Linked DNA regions of Mus musculus: region 1 is linked to region 2. The links are chromatin loops, found by intact Hi-C in ENCODE. Cell type or tissue: left cerebral cortex. All regions are shown on one strand.

The links. Peaks named below come from ENCODE experiments on the same cell type or tissue, not always from the same donor. Only the 100,000 strongest peaks of a DNase experiment are listed, where the experiment ranks them.
Region 1: a loop joins it to region 2, with 2.1 times the contacts of the local background. A loop is called at or near these places in 1 of 42 quality-filtered maps.

The regions. Positions count from the first base shown.
Region 1 is chr4:114,982,367-114,990,366 of GRCm38, reverse strand. It overlaps Cmpk1 (cytidine monophosphate (UMP-CMP) kinase 1), which reads left to right and starts at 3,139. Exons shown (of 6, transcript NM_025647.3): 1 at 3,139-3,401. The coding sequence starts at 3,234. In left cerebral cortex, a CTCF peak has its summit at 7,153 (motif pointing right); DNase peaks (open chromatin) are centred at 3,112, 3,523, 3,972 and 7,070; H3K4me3 peaks cover 1,840 bases; H3K27ac peaks cover 1,689 bases.
Region 2 is chr4:115,053,060-115,061,059 of GRCm38, reverse strand. Tal1 (T cell acute lymphocytic leukemia 1) reads right to left here and starts at 3,249. Exons shown (of 5, transcript NM_001287388.1): 1 at 3,189-3,249; 2 at 1,394-1,541. It overlaps Gm52674 (a long non-coding RNA gene), which reads left to right and starts at 5,479. Exons shown (of 3, transcript XR_003955097.1): 1 at 5,479-5,967. It overlaps Gm33786 (a long non-coding RNA gene), which reads left to right and starts at 1,750. Exons shown (of 2, transcript XR_376559.3): 1 at 1,750-3,003; 2 at 3,151-3,438. In left cerebral cortex, no CTCF peak of the experiment used is centred here; DNase peaks (open chromatin) are centred at 2,669, 2,947, 3,773, 3,998 and 1 more place; H3K4me3 peaks cover 3,092 bases; H3K27ac peaks cover 2,497 bases.

The DNA.
Region 1 (8,000 bases), 71 kb after region 2:
CCCGAGTTCTGGGATTAAAGGCGTGCGCCACCACGCCCAGCAGTGATCACCATCTTTTATGTATGCACAAAAGGAAGTAAGGCACGTTTACTTTGATATGATCTTTTAATTTCTATTTTAAATCCTCTAAGACTTTTCTTCATTGTATATGTTTCTACTGTGTGGGCTCCAGAGATAGATCTCAGGTCTCCAGGTTTGGCAGCATGTGGCTTAACTTGCTGAAGCACTAACTGGCCCTAAATAACTTTCTTTTAAAAAGGCAATCTCTGATATAGCTGTCTCTTGTGAGACTAGGCTGGGGCCTAGCAAACACAGAAGTGGATGCTCACAGTCAGCTATTGGATGGATCACAGGGCCCCCAATGGAGGAGCTAGAGAAAGTACCCAAGGAGCTAAAGAGATCTGCAACCCTGTAGGTGCAACAACATTATGAACTAACCAGTACCCCGGAGCTCTTGACTCTAGCTGCATATGTATCAAAAGATGGCCTAGTCGGCCATCACTGGAAAGAGAGGCCCATTGGACATGCAAACTTTATATGCCCCAGTACAGAGGAACGCCAGGGCCAAAAAGTGGGAATGGGTGGGTAGGGGAGTAGGGGGGAGGGTATGGGGGACTTTTGGGATAGCATTGGAAATGTAATTGAGGAAAATATGTAATAAAAAAAATTAAAAAAAAAAAAGGGCAATCTCTGTCCAGAGCCAGAGCCAGGCAGAGATCAGCCTAATCTACATAGCAAGTTCTAGGCCAGCCAGGGCTATAAGGGTTCCACAGGGAATGAATTCAGATCGTCAGGCCTGCACAGCTAAGTACATTTATCCACAAGGCCATTTTGTAAGCCTTTAGGATTCACACATAAGCTGTCTCTACCTTAGTACTGGGATTATAGGCATGCTCACCATGCCTAGCTCTAGAATGGCCTGTCTCATATTCCTGCCACCTCTTCCTAGTATGACTGGTTCTCCTTATTCTCATATGCTAGTGTCCTAGCAGGGGGGTTGGAACCTTCTGAGCTTGGACTGAAATTTACCATCAGGTGTTCTAGGTCATAGGTGGTCAGCAAACTAAAACCTGCAATCTTAAGAATTGAGTCCATTTGGGCTTTTTCTGTTTATTTGTTTTCCTTTCAAGATAGGGTTTCTGTGTGTAGTTCTGGATACCCTGGAACCTGCTCTGTAGATCAGAGATCCGACTGCCTCTACCTCCAGAGTGCTGGTTTTAAAGGTGTGTACCATCACCCCCAACTATCCACTCCTTCTTGATGGTCTTAGACAAGTTTTCATTTTACTTTTGTCCCAGTTTAAAGTGCAAGGATTTTTAGTAGTTTTCTAAGGCCAGAGTGACTAATTAGCAGTAAGACTTAAAGAAAGGCCTGTGTACTCTTGGTACACGCTCCATCCTCTCTGCTTTAATATCTGTACAAAAGTGGGGCAATGCCCCAGACAAGGCACTTACTTTCTGTTGGTAATACAGAGAGTCAGGACTAGTTTTGTTTCTTTCAAGTCTCAAGTGCTCTGTTTTTCCATGCACAAAAACACAAACCTGGAAGCTCCTTGCTTCTTATTGCTAAATATTCTTGGGCCTATTTTGGCTTTGAAATTTTTTTGTTTGTTTGTTTTTTGTTTTAAGCAGGGTCTCATGTAGCCCAAGCTGACTTGGAACTTGCTATGTAGTTGAAGCTGGCTGTGAAATACTTCTTTTCATACCTCCACCTACCAGCTGCTGCAAATATAATTTTGTATCGAGCTGTTTGGGTTTCATTATTGTTTTGGAGATGGGAGTCTATGTAGCTCTGGCTGGTCTGGACCTTAAAAGTGTAAACCAGATGAGGGTGGTCTTGAGTTCACAGAGTTCCATCTGCCTTTGCCTCCCAAGTGCTGGGAATACAGTCAGGCTTCAAACCTATCATCTTCCTGCTTCAGCCTTTGACTTCAGGTTTCTTATTTGGGGAGCTGGAATATTGTAGGTCCAAAGCCAAATTATCTATCTTAGCCCCCAATCAACCATTTATTGTTCACCTCTATGTGACCTAACATTCTTGTGACTATTAGGTAAGTCCATTTGTAACATACAAACAGAATCCTAGCTTCCAAACCCAAAGGCTAAGAATGTGATTGTAAGGGTCCATGACTTTTCAAAGAATGACACCCTGGATTCAAAAAGTATGTAAATACAAAGAGTGTTTTATTTTGCAGAAGTTCAGCATGCTGGGGTCTCCCATTACCAAGAAAGACCGAGAAGTGAGCTTGCAGGCCCAATTTAAAGCACACTGGGGGAGTTCTGAGGTAGGTGGGCTTTGTCTTACTCTATCTCTAGTCAAGTGCAGCAGTGAGGAGGAAGGAAGTTTAATCTGTAACTGATTGTGAACCATCCATTGAGATAACTCACTACCTTTGGATCAGCTTGTCTCATCCCTCTCGTCATCATTTGGCATCTGGGGCCAATAACAGTACCAGCTTTGCTAGAAACCATCTCTACCAAGTTATCTGAAAAAAAAATTGCCATGATTCATAGCTTTGTTCTGTTACTATAAAAAACTCCATGAAAATGCTACCACTGCCGACTCCAATTTTCAAAGGTTTGTGTTCATCCAGGCTCAGTTTTCACTCTTTTTCTTCTCTCTTCAGAGTTTTCCCTAATGGCCCGAGTCAGGGTAACAGAGCTAAGCTTAAAGTCTTTCCCTGCGGTTAGAATATAACCTAAGTGCTTTTCCATAACCGACTCAACTCTCCATTAATGACTTTCCATTCCACTTATCCAGCCCTAACCTTCTAACATGCCCTTCTCTCTTGGCGGGTCACTGCATCCAAGTCTCTGCTCTTTTCAGTCCTCAAGTCTTGGTTCCAAGGTCACCTCTTTAGAGGCCTTCTTTGCAAACCTCAAACTGTTCTCATTTTCCTTTGGTTTCCTTCCCAACAATGCCGTTGTTCCTACTGACTCCTGTGCTTGCCTCTTCGGTTAGGCCGCTTCTCTTGGGAAAGGGAAACCCGGGAGATTGAACCACTGGTCTGCCTAAACGTCAATCCAGGTTCTGAAACTGAAATGCCTTGGGTCTCCAGCCACGTTAGGAAGAACCGGAACCGCGAGCGGAAGCTGGCGCAGCGCACGGAGGCCCCGCCCCTTCCTGTCACGGCGGCCGGCAGCTGGCGGCGGGGCCCCGGCGCCCGCTCTGCCCGCCCCCTCCCTGCCGCCCCGCCCGCGCCGCCGCGCCGGCCGCTGTCAGAAGCGCGTTGTATGCTGAGCAGCTGTCGTCGGCTGCTCCCGCACGTCCTGGTCCCGAGCTGCCCGCCGCTGACCCGCACACTGCGGCTCTTCCCTCTCCACCTCATGAAGCCGTTGGTCGTGTTCGTTTTGGGCGGGCCCGGTGCGGGCAAGGGGACCCAGTGCGCGCGCATTGTCGAGGTGAGGCCGTGCGGGAGGGCGACGGAGAGCTCCCGGGCTGAGCGGAGCGGGCCGGGGCCGGAGGGAGCAGCCGCGTTGGCGGCCGCGCCCCTCGCTGTGGGGAGCGGACTACGAGTCCCGACGGCCACCGCGCGCCCGGGCCGAGGGGCGTCGAGTCTACGAGTGCTTTGTTTCCGCGCGCCCTTGCTTCCACTCCTGGGATCCGGGTCTTCTCGCTACATCTCTGGCTGTCAGTCTCCGGCTAACCGGCCTCGAGGAACCCGACCCGGATCTTGTGGTAGTTAAAGTGCCGGATTTGTGAGAGCCCAGGCGCTAACCTTTGGCCCAGCTGACAACTCACGCCCTTTTCCTTGGGCGAGTGAGTCACTCACTCTCAGTGAACCTCAGTTGTCTAAGCAAATAAAAAACTCTGCTCTCCGAGAAAGTAAAACACCACCCAACTATAAAATCCTCTTATCATTTTTTAAATAATGTTTGCTTTAGGACTGCAGAGATGGCTGAACGGGTAAGGGCGCCTACCACCACGTTCCATCCCTGAGACCCACAGAGAACCACAACCCCACTCCCGCGAGTTGTCCTATGATGTTCACTCTAGAGCTCAAGGGTTTGCCCACACAAATAACTAAATACAATTAAAGTTTTGACATAAGTTTACCAGTTCCATTCTTTTAGTATTTGAGGTCAGGGGTGGCATGTACACGGAGAGAGGCAAAGACTTTAAACTCAAGCAGGTATGGGTTCTAGCCCGTGTTAGCTGTAGTGATGGACTGTCTTGTTTTTTCTAGCCCCTATGAGCTGTAATGATGCGGTGAGGAAGGCTTAATGGACTGTCTTGGGCAGTGTTTTAAAGGAAAACAAGACAATCAGAAAGAAATGGCAGGGTTGGGGAAAAACACCCAACATTCACCTTTAAATTGAGTGCTTGATAAAAGGTTTTGACCCAGAACTTGATAATTTCTTCTTTTCCTATAAGCCGTGGCCTATATTTGCTTTGTATTTTTTTCCACGTTCATATATTCAGCTCCTGCCCTATAGTCTATTCTCTAAAGAACAACCACAGATAAATAAAGTAATGTGGTCTAAAAGTTGTGTGTTTTACAGTTATGTCTAGAATTACAGATAACTTTGGAAAATCAGTTTAATCACAAAGCACATAGAATTTTTCTCCTTATTTTTACTTCTGTTTGTTTTATCTATTAGAAAGCCAAATGACAAGTGGATGGTTTCAGTTTATAAGTAAAATGATTAAAATATAGATAGCATGGTAAAGGAGGGAGTGAGTCAAAACAGGTAAGCAGTTCAAGACCTGACCCTGCTATTGTTTTTCCTAGCCCCAGAGATTGCTATTGTTTTTCCTAGCCCCAGAGAAGTTACTTTTAGCCTAAGTTACTTTGTAAGAAGGGAGAAAATAGAAATGAAATGTCTTGTTTTGTATCTGTGACTGCTAAATGAGGTCTCACACCTGCACATAGATGCAAATGTTTAAGCTTCCTGGTTTTATTATATTGGTCATTTAATTTATTTTTAGAAAGACACCAGGTTGATTTAATGTACTGCAAGGAACAGCAGGTTGGGTATAAGATAACTATCTGCAACTGGTCATTTTTATTTTAAAGGTGGATTACTTTTTTTTTTTTTTAAAGAGAGTACACTGTCATTCTCTTCACACACCAGAAATGGGCATTGGATCCCATTACAGACGGTTGTGAGCCACCATGTGGTTGCTGGGAATTGAACTCAGGACCTCTGGAAGAGCAGTCAGTGCTCTTAACCTCTAAGCCAACTCTCCAACCCCTAAAGGTGCATTACATTTTAAAACTTGGCTTATGACTTTCATATTGAGTGCATCCAAATACTTTTCTGAACTTATGTCCTTAAATGTCTGTACTCAATCTGATAATTCCCCCATTACTCCACTGGATGAAAAATGTCTGTCCTGAGTGACTGGTATTTCTACTTGGTGAAATGATAGTTGCTAATCCTGTTAATACCTGTTACTTACAGAGTCCTTGATGAGCAGTTACATGAGCTGAAGCTGTGGGCTGTTTGTTTCTGTGTTTGTTCATTTTTCTGGTTGCACTGACAGTGGAACCCAGGGCCCCCCACACATGAAAGGCATGCACTCTATGACAGAGCATCTCTCTTTGTACCGTGTACTTTAAAATTCTCAGTAAGTACTCCCTGCACTCACTCTAACTAAGGCAGGCCTTGAACTTGTGGTTCTCTCGGTTCAATGTCAAAAAGCTGTGATTATAGGCCTGTCCCACCAAGCCAGCTAGAATACATTGTTTTGAATTGTTTGTTGTTGCTTCCAGTTGCCATAAACATCCACCTGATAATCTGCTATTTCAGATGTATAATTTAACAATGACTGTTCCTTAGCTGGTCACATAAACACTGGGATGTCTATAGTCAGGTAAGTTAGGCATTTTTTCCCCATTTTGAGTCTGCATTTTGGCTCAATATTTCATTATGTAGGCAGCTGTGAACATAATCCCCAAAGACGGCAAGCTTAAAATTAATTTTTTTCCTTTAGGGAAAATGTTATAATATATAACTTAATGTTAAATTCATCAACTGTCATCAAAGCAAATTTGGTTCACAGGGTACCTGAAATGTGGTTGATTATAGAAATGTTTCTTTGGAGAGAGCTTATTTTGGTGTTTCAATTCAGGCTGCCAAAAGTTGTGTTGTGTTGTTTGTTTTGAGGTGTAGTCTCTTTATCCTCACTCAGGCTGGCCTCAAACTATTCTCCTGCCTCAGCCTCCCAAGTGCTAGGGTTGGAGTGTGTGCTGCTATGTGCTGTCAGAAGTCCACCTTGGTTTCAGGGATGCAGAACCCTTGAAGTTAGGCAAGGGAGAGTGTTGCCGGGAAGATGGAAGTTTTTCTGGAGCCACACTCCACTTTAGTAATTGTTCCATGGGGAGGGAAGGGGAGGGCATGTAAGATGGAGAGAGAGAGCCTTTTACTGTATCTCCTACTGGGATGAGAAGTTTTGAGGGAGCTTTGGAAATTGACTTCACTCATTCATTTGTAGTGATCCTTTCAGTTTAATTTTATTTTCTAATTATTTCTAAATCTGTGTTCTCTTATACTATTTTCTAAGTCTCTAAAGATTTTATTTGAAGTAAGGAGTCAGTGGAACTATTGTATAATGATGTATTTCTAAGATTCAGGGGGTGCTGTATCATTTACAGTTTCTTTACTTATTCTGTTGTGTGTGCATAAGTATATATGCATGTGCTTTGGTCCATGTCTAGAGGGCAGCTCTGTGGAGTTGGTTTCCCCCACTCACCTTTATGTGAGCTCAGGGATGGAAATCAGGTCATCAGGCCTCACTTGTTAATTTTTAAAAATTAAGCTTTATATTTGTTTTGATCAAAAATAAATTAGAGTGCTGTAACCTAAAGTTATTTTTGAAAATAGTATGCACAATTTTGTGTGGGTTAGTTGGAAAGAATACTTACTTTCTTTTTCATATACTGTGAACATTTTGTTTACGTAAGTAGTGAGTAAAGCTTCTATTTATTATCTGTGTCATGACTTCCTTAAGAGCCTCCTTGAATGGGTGACTCACTCTGTGCTTAGCAAAGTTTTGGATGAGATTGAATTTAGGCATATAGAAATCAAACCTTGATTTTATTTATCTTTTTCTCTGTTGTTGAGCATTGTACCTAGCACATAGTAGGTTGTTGTTGAATAAAAGTGATGACAGAAGACTGTATCATGAAGCTGAATACATTTTAAAAATTTGGTCTCTAGGGGGCACCCAAGTAGCTTTCTGGACCTCACATATGAATAAGACCTATCTTTGAGATGTTTTTGTTTACTCTGAGAGAATGAATGGTAAGTATGCTGAGCAGAATTTTGAAAGATTTTGATTTCAAAATCCAGAACTCGCCCTTTGTATTCAGAAGGCACTAAAGAAAAATCTGGTAGACCTTAAGTTCTATTCTAGTCTTTTAAGGGTAGGATATGGTTAAAGGATGATTTTTTTAAAAAAAAGACAAATTAAAAGCTATAAATAGTCTTTAAAAGAAATGGTTTACAAAACCCTTGCTTTTGGGAGCTAGTGAGATGGCTTTATTGTTAAGAGCACTAGCTACTTTTCCAGTGGACCCACTTAGATTTGTAGCACCCACATGGTGCTCACACGGTCTGTAACTTCAGTTCCAGGGGATCTGACTTCCCCTTTTGACTTTCACAGGCCACAGACTTTCACATGGCACACATACATATATGCAGGCAAAACACTCATATGAGGTTAAAAAGCAACAAAATGTGACTCTATTGAAGAACCACTATTTCTTTAAGAGTGCTTATTGTAAGGTTTTTTTGGTTTGGTTTGGTGGTTTTTGTTTCTACTTTTTTGGTTTTTTGTTTTTTTTGTTTTTGTTGTTGTTGTTTTGTTTTCATTTTGGTTTTGGAGACAGAGATTCTCTTTGTAACTGTCCTGGCTGTCCTGGAATTGGCTTTGTAGACCAGACTGGCCTTGAACTCACAGAGGTCTGCCTGCTTCTGCCTTCTGAGTTGATATTTTAGAAGAGGTGAGAAGAGCTCTACTATACTTTTTCATTTAAAGTGGAAAAGTAACGTCTG
Region 2 (8,000 bases):
TGTTACACACAAGCTGCAAAGCCAATATGGGTCTGTAATGCTTCACTGAGATTGAATTCACAATTAGAGTGGAGACAAAAGGTCTATATACAGAGAATACCTCAACCACCGGAAATGAACCAGAAGTATAGTAGCCATCCTGACTTCCCTCCCTGCTAGTGAAGTGCATCAGAAATAAACCAGCTTCTGGTGAAATACACAAGCCAGAGACGCTGTCCTCCTACCTTGAGGCACACCATCTGTGTGCTTTCAATGACCAGTTGTTTTAGTCCCAGCTTCTAAATGACAAACATACACTACAGTAACTGAGCCAGAGCTCCCCTCTGACTCCCTGATCAATTCTGCTGCAATGACTGAATCAGGTTCCCAATGGCCAAAGGGGACACATATTCTAGATGAGTTGACCCTCCAGATGCTATAAATATCCAAGGCTTCCAGTAGAATTCTCCATGCTCAGCTCCTGGACCTCAGGTAAACCTCCTAAGACCAGGATCACACACAACCCCACCCCCACCCGCACAGCAGCCCAGGGGTTAACACTAACAGCTTTTATGCAATTGTTTTTATTAAGGGAGAATGGGAAAGGGAGGGGGCTCAGGCTAGACAGGAGCACTCGACCATCCCAGCTCTTTGTGCTTCCCGAGACCCAGGTTACAGCCTCAACCTCATCTTCACCTTCCAGTTGCCCCAGCCAGCAGGTGACAATACACCTGAAAAGGGGAACCAGAAAGCTCCTTTCTGGGAGGCACTGCATCTTCTCCAGCAACTCCTAATGCCCCAAATCATAGCTTGGAGATTTTTTTTAATCCACTTATTTTTAAAAGAAATAGTGTTGGCCTTAGACTTGGCTGGCCTCCCATCCCTCCACACTCATATGCGCAAGACACAGTGGAGAAACACAAAGCCTGCACCAAAACCTAATCCGCCAGTGAGCAATGCACTATCTCTGCCACCACTCGAGTGGAAATGCGTTCCAGCACAGCTTCTTAGGCCTTAGGCCTTAGTAGGGTGGCTTTGGCTGCTTTTATTCGTGCCTGGAGCTCCTGCGCCATCCGGATATAGCCACAATAAAGTTACCGGCCTTGTGAAATGTGCTCGGAACCGGGACCATGGGAGCGGCCTGGAGGACATAATCCAACCAGCTTGTTTTATCCAAGGCCGGAAAAAGGAAAGAGCCCTGCTGGAGGCCTGAGGCAGCTTAGTGGCAGTCAGATCCCGGGTTCTTAGTCTAGGTTGGTTCTCCCACCCCCACCCCCACCCCCACCAATCTTCTCAGTTCTAAGTCGTCTCCCCCCCCCCGCCCCCCAGTTCACAACCCAGAATACTGTTGTTTCCACAGACATTACCCCCCTTCCTCCACCCACCCCACCCCAGACTCCAGGCCGCAACTAACCTGGGGCATATTTAGAGAGACCTACTCGGCTGGTTAGGACCTCCACTCCTCCGCTGGAGAGGGGTCGAGGTAGGACCCCGAAGCTGGGTTTCCCGGCTCTCGCTGAGAGACCAGCAGTTACTTAGCTTGCCGTGAGGTCCTGCGCGGTCTGCCGCGCCCAAAGCGAGTTTCCAGGAAAGATGGGGGTGGAGAGAAAGAGGGAGGGCGAGAGAGAAAATGGGGGGTCAATGACTGGGAATTACCTCGTGTGCCCCGCCATCCCAAAGAATAGCAAATGGCTTTCCGCCTCCAACTTGCAGGTGTTTGGAGCCCACCCTCCCCCAAACACATCCCGAATTAAAAAAAGAAAAAGAAGAAGAACCTTACACCTGACCAATCAGGAATAACTACTTAGTCCAACAACAACAGCCTCTCCGGCAGGCTGCCCAGAACGTGTTCGAACCCTCTAACGGATCTGTCTAATTCAGTATGGCCGAATTTGTTTTCTAAGCATGGACGTCTCTATGCGGGTTGCCCCCACAACCTTAGCCCAGGCTTAGCCAGAGCAGGAAGATGTAATTCTCTATTTGACGAGGGTGGAGAGAACGGGATGGAAAAACAAAAACAAAAACAAAAACAACAACAACAACAACAACAAAAACCCAAGAGTTTTCAGGCCCTGGCTGCTGGGTCAGAACCTGGGAGCCCTGGTCCCATACTCCTCATGACCCCATCTTTCAAGTTCCTGCCCAGGACAAGGCAGAACCTGTTTCCAAAGATCCTATTTCCCTTGCAGGGATGAAAGGGAGAGAGAGAGAGCTCTATCTGTTTTAGCTGGGTCCCTTGTTTTCTTTCTAATGGATGCAGAGATATAAAGGAAGGTATTTCACCATTTCTTCCACCACCTTTGCAAAAGATTTTCGACTTTCGGGGTTTTGACTGGCAGTAGATGAGAGTTAACTCTTACACCTCTTATACTGTTTCGCAGCGATAAACAAAGCAAAAGGAAAGACGGGCCAAAGCAGACCGACGCCACTTCCAAGAGCGGTAGCTGGATTTCGTTTGCTTTTATTTTTCGCCTCCTTTTTTTTTTTTAATTGTTTTGCCTGAGATGTCCACCGCCCAATGGCACATCGAAGTCTTGGGTTAATTGCGAAGGCTTCCTTCTCTCCGCTGCGGCTTTGGCGGAAGCTCAGAACTGCCTCCTCCCTGGCTTTCAATTCAGTGCGGGAGGTTTTCTTTCTCCTTGCTAATCCAGAGAAGGAGGGAAGAGGAGGGGAGACGCGGGGAATACACTCGTTCCCGTTGTTACTTGAGGCTAATGTTTGTTTTATGGAGTGACTCTTTATTCTGACTACCTCTTCATTTTCTTTCCCTACCCCAAACCTGGCAAGTTAGGGGAAAAAAAAAAAAAGCAGCTAGGGAGGGGCCTAAGACAGGACAGGACTGCTTTGTTCTCCCTCCAAAGAAGCTAAAGGGTAGAACTGGTGAGCTTTTTGTTCGATTGTTTTAATTAAAAGCGGATATTAAGGGTGATGGTGATGATGACGAAGGTATTAACAATCGCAGTAAAAGGGGAAAACGCGATCCTTCTTGTCCAGCTAAGGTGGCCCTGAAGCGGTCCTTCCAACGTAAGTGGACTCCAAGGGCAGCTAACCTGCTAGGGGGTCTGACTGGACCGGGATGGGAAAGGGACTGAGAAAATGTCCCCCGGGACGATCCCGAGGACCCCCACCCCTGGCACCAGACCTGGAAAATGTGCCCATTGTCTTTCCCAGCCTCTCCCAACCACCGCGGACGCACCCGCGAAACTGACCAGAAATAGGCGAAACCCAGGGGCAGCGCGAATCCAGGCCTGGCGCTGCGGGCGGGAAGACGCTGGCCTCAGCGAGCGCGGCTCATCTTCCAGATTAGAAGATTCCCCCCGCACACACCAGGGGACCCCCGCAACACCAAGGCACAGACAGCCTCCGGACAGAGCTGCCGCCCACTGGGCTCTGTCCGCCCATCCGAGCCAACACTGGCTCCCGAATACATCATAATTTGGAATAAAATGTGAAATCCCACTCCCCGCCCCCATGCTGACGCCCCCACCAGCGCCTCGATCTCTCGCTCGCCCTCCCCCCACTCCCGCCCCCAGCGATTTGCAAACGCACCTCTAAAGGACACAGGCACACAGGCATAGGACTCTTGTTGGACAGGACCACACATGGTCCAGGCCCAGAGGAGGGAAGCAGATGAACACGAGCTAGCTCTGTCCCACAAGCCGGTGTAGGCAGACCGGCATACTGTCCAACATGACACAGCGACATCAGTCACACGCAAACGCTCACAGACACACAACCTCACAGGGTGAGGATCACACCCGCCCGACATAACGAAACCAGCCTAACACTTTGTCCAAGGCCACACACTGCGATACACCAGACCGACCTTGTGGAGAAAAGAAACAGGGCAATTTACATACAACGAATAAAACGCAGAGAGGTCGGAATCTCCACACCCAGACAGCGCAGGGTTTCACACTCCCGCACACGACCTATCGCCAAAAGCCCACGCGGGGAGTAGCCACCGCAGCCTGCCGCTCACGCAAGCACTCTCAACCCGGCCGCCCGCACACACCGCCCAGAAGCAATGGAAGCCGCCAGCGCCTTGCGCTTTTCTGTCTATTGCGCAAGGGGAAAAGGGGAAGGAAGGAAGAGAGTCTCCCCGGCGGGAGGGGCAGCGGAGGGGCGTCGTGGAAAGTGCCCCCCGGGAAGAGACGGGGGAGAGGGAGCCGAGGCTGGAGTGCGCATGGGGAAAGACGGAGGAAACGGACGGGCAATTCCACGGGAGGCGACTGTCTCCCGGCCCTGGGAAGAAGGCCGGGACGCTCACGTTTTGCGCCTTGGGGGTGTGCGTGGCCATGTTGGGCAGCCCCCGCCCGCGCCTCGCCGCGCGCTCTAATCCCGCTCCCGCCCGCGGCCTCGTTAGCGCCGGCCGTGTGCGCCGCCGAGATAAGGAGCCGCCTCGGGCCCGCCCGCCCCCGATAAGCGCCTCGGCCATTATGGGCCAAATGATTCATTTTAATTTGGCAATTTCTCCGGAGGGAGCGGGGACGGGTTGCGGCGCTGGGATGGCCCAGGAATGCGCAGAGGAGAGGGCTGAGCGCTCACGTTGGGACCCGGCGGGTTCCGCCCGTTCCCCACCCCTGGCCCCTCGGGATTCCCGCTCCCTACAAACAACCCGACTCGGATCTCCGCCTCCCAGATGCTCGTTCAGCGGCTTTGGCCGTTGTCTAGCCTCTTAAGACCACCGTGTCTCCCGACCCATTCCCAACCAACCCTCCCTTCTTCATTCTTTCTCCTGTCTTCTCCAAAGCCAGAGTGTCTGTTTCTCCTTTTTCCGTATCTCAACACCCAGTTCCTCGCTGACCCTCATCAGCACAGGCCCCTGACCGCTCTAAAACTGGAATTGCTCAAAGATAAAAGACTCTATAGGGGGACAGAACAGATATCAATAGAGAGATGAAAATGCCCCTTAAGCTTGGTTTCAGGATGAAAGCAGAACACCCCCCCACCCATCCCCAAGCCCCCATGTTCCTTAACACACTCTTTAATCTTAGTACATTGTTTCTTTGCACTATACAGTTTGATTTTCCTTAAATATCCCTAAGGACTGGAGTTTGAGGGCTTGCCAATCTTGTGCAAGGCCAAGGACTCAATTCTCAGCACTGCAAAAATAAAAATAAGCAGGTGTATAAATGAGAAAATTCTAAATTAGCTCTTTTCTTTCTCTTTTTGGTTTTTGTTGTTTTGTTTGAGATAGGGTTTGTCTGTGTAGCCTTGGCTGTCCTGGAACTCTTTCTGTAGACCAGGCTGTCTTCGAACTTAGGGATCCACCTGTCTCTGCCTCTGGAATGCTGGGATTAAAGGCATGCACCACCACACCCGGTTTCGTAATGCTTTTATTTTTTATTTTTTAAATACCATACAATTGGATATCATTAGGGCACCTTTGAATAATAGTGTGCTTTAGTGATACTTTTCCCCCTTCATCCAACTTCTCCCCATTGGTGCTTTTATTATTCCTAATTTATAGGTGAGAAAACAGTGGGGGGAGGGGGTGACAGGGCTGTGTCAATAACTCAATATTAAATTTCTAGTGAGGGACAGAAGCCTGATTTGAAAGAAGTTTGACATTGAAGCCCATAGGTACATTGTAGGAACCCAATGGGCTGAGGAGTATCTGGGTTTTTCTTTCTATGATGGTGGAAACTGGCTGTTGTAATCCAAAAGATAAGGGCAAAAATAGCAGAATTCTTGGCCAGTTTGGGCTATGTGAGTGAGACCATGGTGGACACATGGTGGTGTTTGGGAGGCAGAGGGAGGTGGACACCCACGAATTCAAAGACAGCCTGGTATAGAGAGCCAGGTCAGCCACCAGCCACGGGTTCATAGTGAAACCCTGCCTTGAAGCAGAAGAGAAGAAAAGAAGAAAAAGATAGTAAGAGCAGTTAAGGAAGACCAGAGTGACTACCTTCTGGTCAGAAAAGGACCAACTCACAGCTGTGGTTGCCTGCTCAGGATCAAGCCAGTCAAGATTCTAGCCAGAAGGTAGGTGTATGTGTGTGTGTGTGTGTGTGTGGGGGTGTTCATGAGCCTTCACCGCTAACTGAAGAGCTATTGACAGTTGAACACTTCTTGAGAAGGGGAATCATTTTTAAGGGTGTGGTCCCTGGTTTTGCCTGTATTAATGTCTATGTACTGTATCCAGAGACTAGAAGAAGGCAGACACATTAGCTCCTCTGAAACAGGAGTTTGTGAGCTACCATATAGACACTGGAAATCAAATCCAGGTCCTCCAGAAGAGCAACCAATGCTCTTAACCACTGAGCCATCTCTCTAGCCTCTCTGTAGATTTAAAAAAAAAAAAAAAAAGACATCAGGATAGGAGGAGATGAGGGGTAATAGGAGGTGAATATGATCAAAATTCATTTTATAAAATACTCAAAGAATAAACGCACATACCTTTAATCCCAGCTCTCATTGAGGCAGGCAGGCAGATCCTTTGAGTTAGAGGCCAGCCTAATCTACATATGGAGTTTCAGGACAGCCAAGACTACACAGAGAAACCCTTTCTCAAAAAGCCTAAATGAATAATAATAATATTTTAAATGCCAAAGTTTCATATACATGAGAAATAATATAAAAAGTGGGTGGTAGGGAGCTAATAAGATATCATAGGCATTTGTCTGGTTGCCATACAGAAATTAAGAATGTTAAAGGAAAGTAGGGGGCAAAGAGATGTAACTTGATCAAACTTATAGCTAGAGTAACGCCAGCACCTATCTGAACTCTCTTGTTCAATTTCCATTCCATAGACCCCACTAAGCATCCCAAACTGCATTGACCTTCCAGTAGCTCTGAACCCGGTCACAGACTGAGACTCAGTCAAGGGCTGATTCCAAAGAGTAGCACCTGTTTTGAGTTCTGCCCCTCCTAGATTTCAGGACCAATACTGGAGATGGAGTATTAGTTACACCTGTCTGTTCCTCTGTGACATTTGATGAAAGTCCAGCTGTGCTGCCTTCGCTTGGTTATATGGGCTAACTATATTGTATGTGAGCTAACTGGGTGTGCTTCCCAGGAAAGCCAGGCGTCCTGGACCAAGGGCTGACACAGAAAGGGGGAAAGTTAATGTAAGAAACAGAAAACTGGTACAGTATGGGTGGAAGAATTGAGGGTTTTGTTTTTACCACTGTGTTTACATAAGGGCTTGCTGTCCTATGTAAGATCGGATTTGCTTTTTTAGAAAACCCTTGGAATGAAGGAACTAGAGAAAGTATCCAAGGAGCTGAAGGGGTTTGCAGCCCCATAGGAGGAACAACAATATGAACTAACCAGTGCCCCCAGAGCTCCCTGGGACTAAACCACCAATCAAAGAAAACACATGGTGGGACTCATGGCTCTAACTGCATATGCAGTATGCAGTTAGAGCCATGAGTATGGCCTAGTTGGTCATCAATGGGAGGAGAGGCCCTTGGTCCTGTGAAGGCTCTATGCCCCAGTATAGGGGAATGCCAGGGCCAGGAAGCAGGAGTGGGTGGGTTGGGGAGCAGGGGAAGGGGGAGGGGGAAGGGATAGGGGACTTTCGGAGGGGAAACTAGGAAAGGGATAACATTTGAAATGTAAATAAAGAAAATATCTAATAAAAAAGGAAAAAGGAAAGGAAAGGAAAGGAAAGGAAAGGAAAGGAAAGGAAAGGAAAGGAAAGGAAAGGAAAGGAAAGGAAAGGAAAGGAAAGGAAAGGAAAGCCTTGGGTTGAAATGGCGGTAGGGGCTGTGTTGGTGTGGGGAGCTGGGAGGTGAAGGCTAAGTGTTCTGTGACCAGAGAAAAGAGGTTAGAGCTTGTTCTAATTCTCCTTCCAGGAGATGGAAGAGAAGGTGTGGGGTAGATGTTTCGCACAGGGTATTTAAGACTGAGTTTGGAAGAACTACGAATAATGAAAATCGAAGAATCCAGGATGTCTGGGGGCAGGTTAGTTAATTCAGGAGAGGGAATGGGGTAAGGCTGTCTCGAGGTTTATGGGCTTGAAAAGGTTATGCATTTGGCTTGACCAATGACGACTGGATCATTTTCCTGGGTGT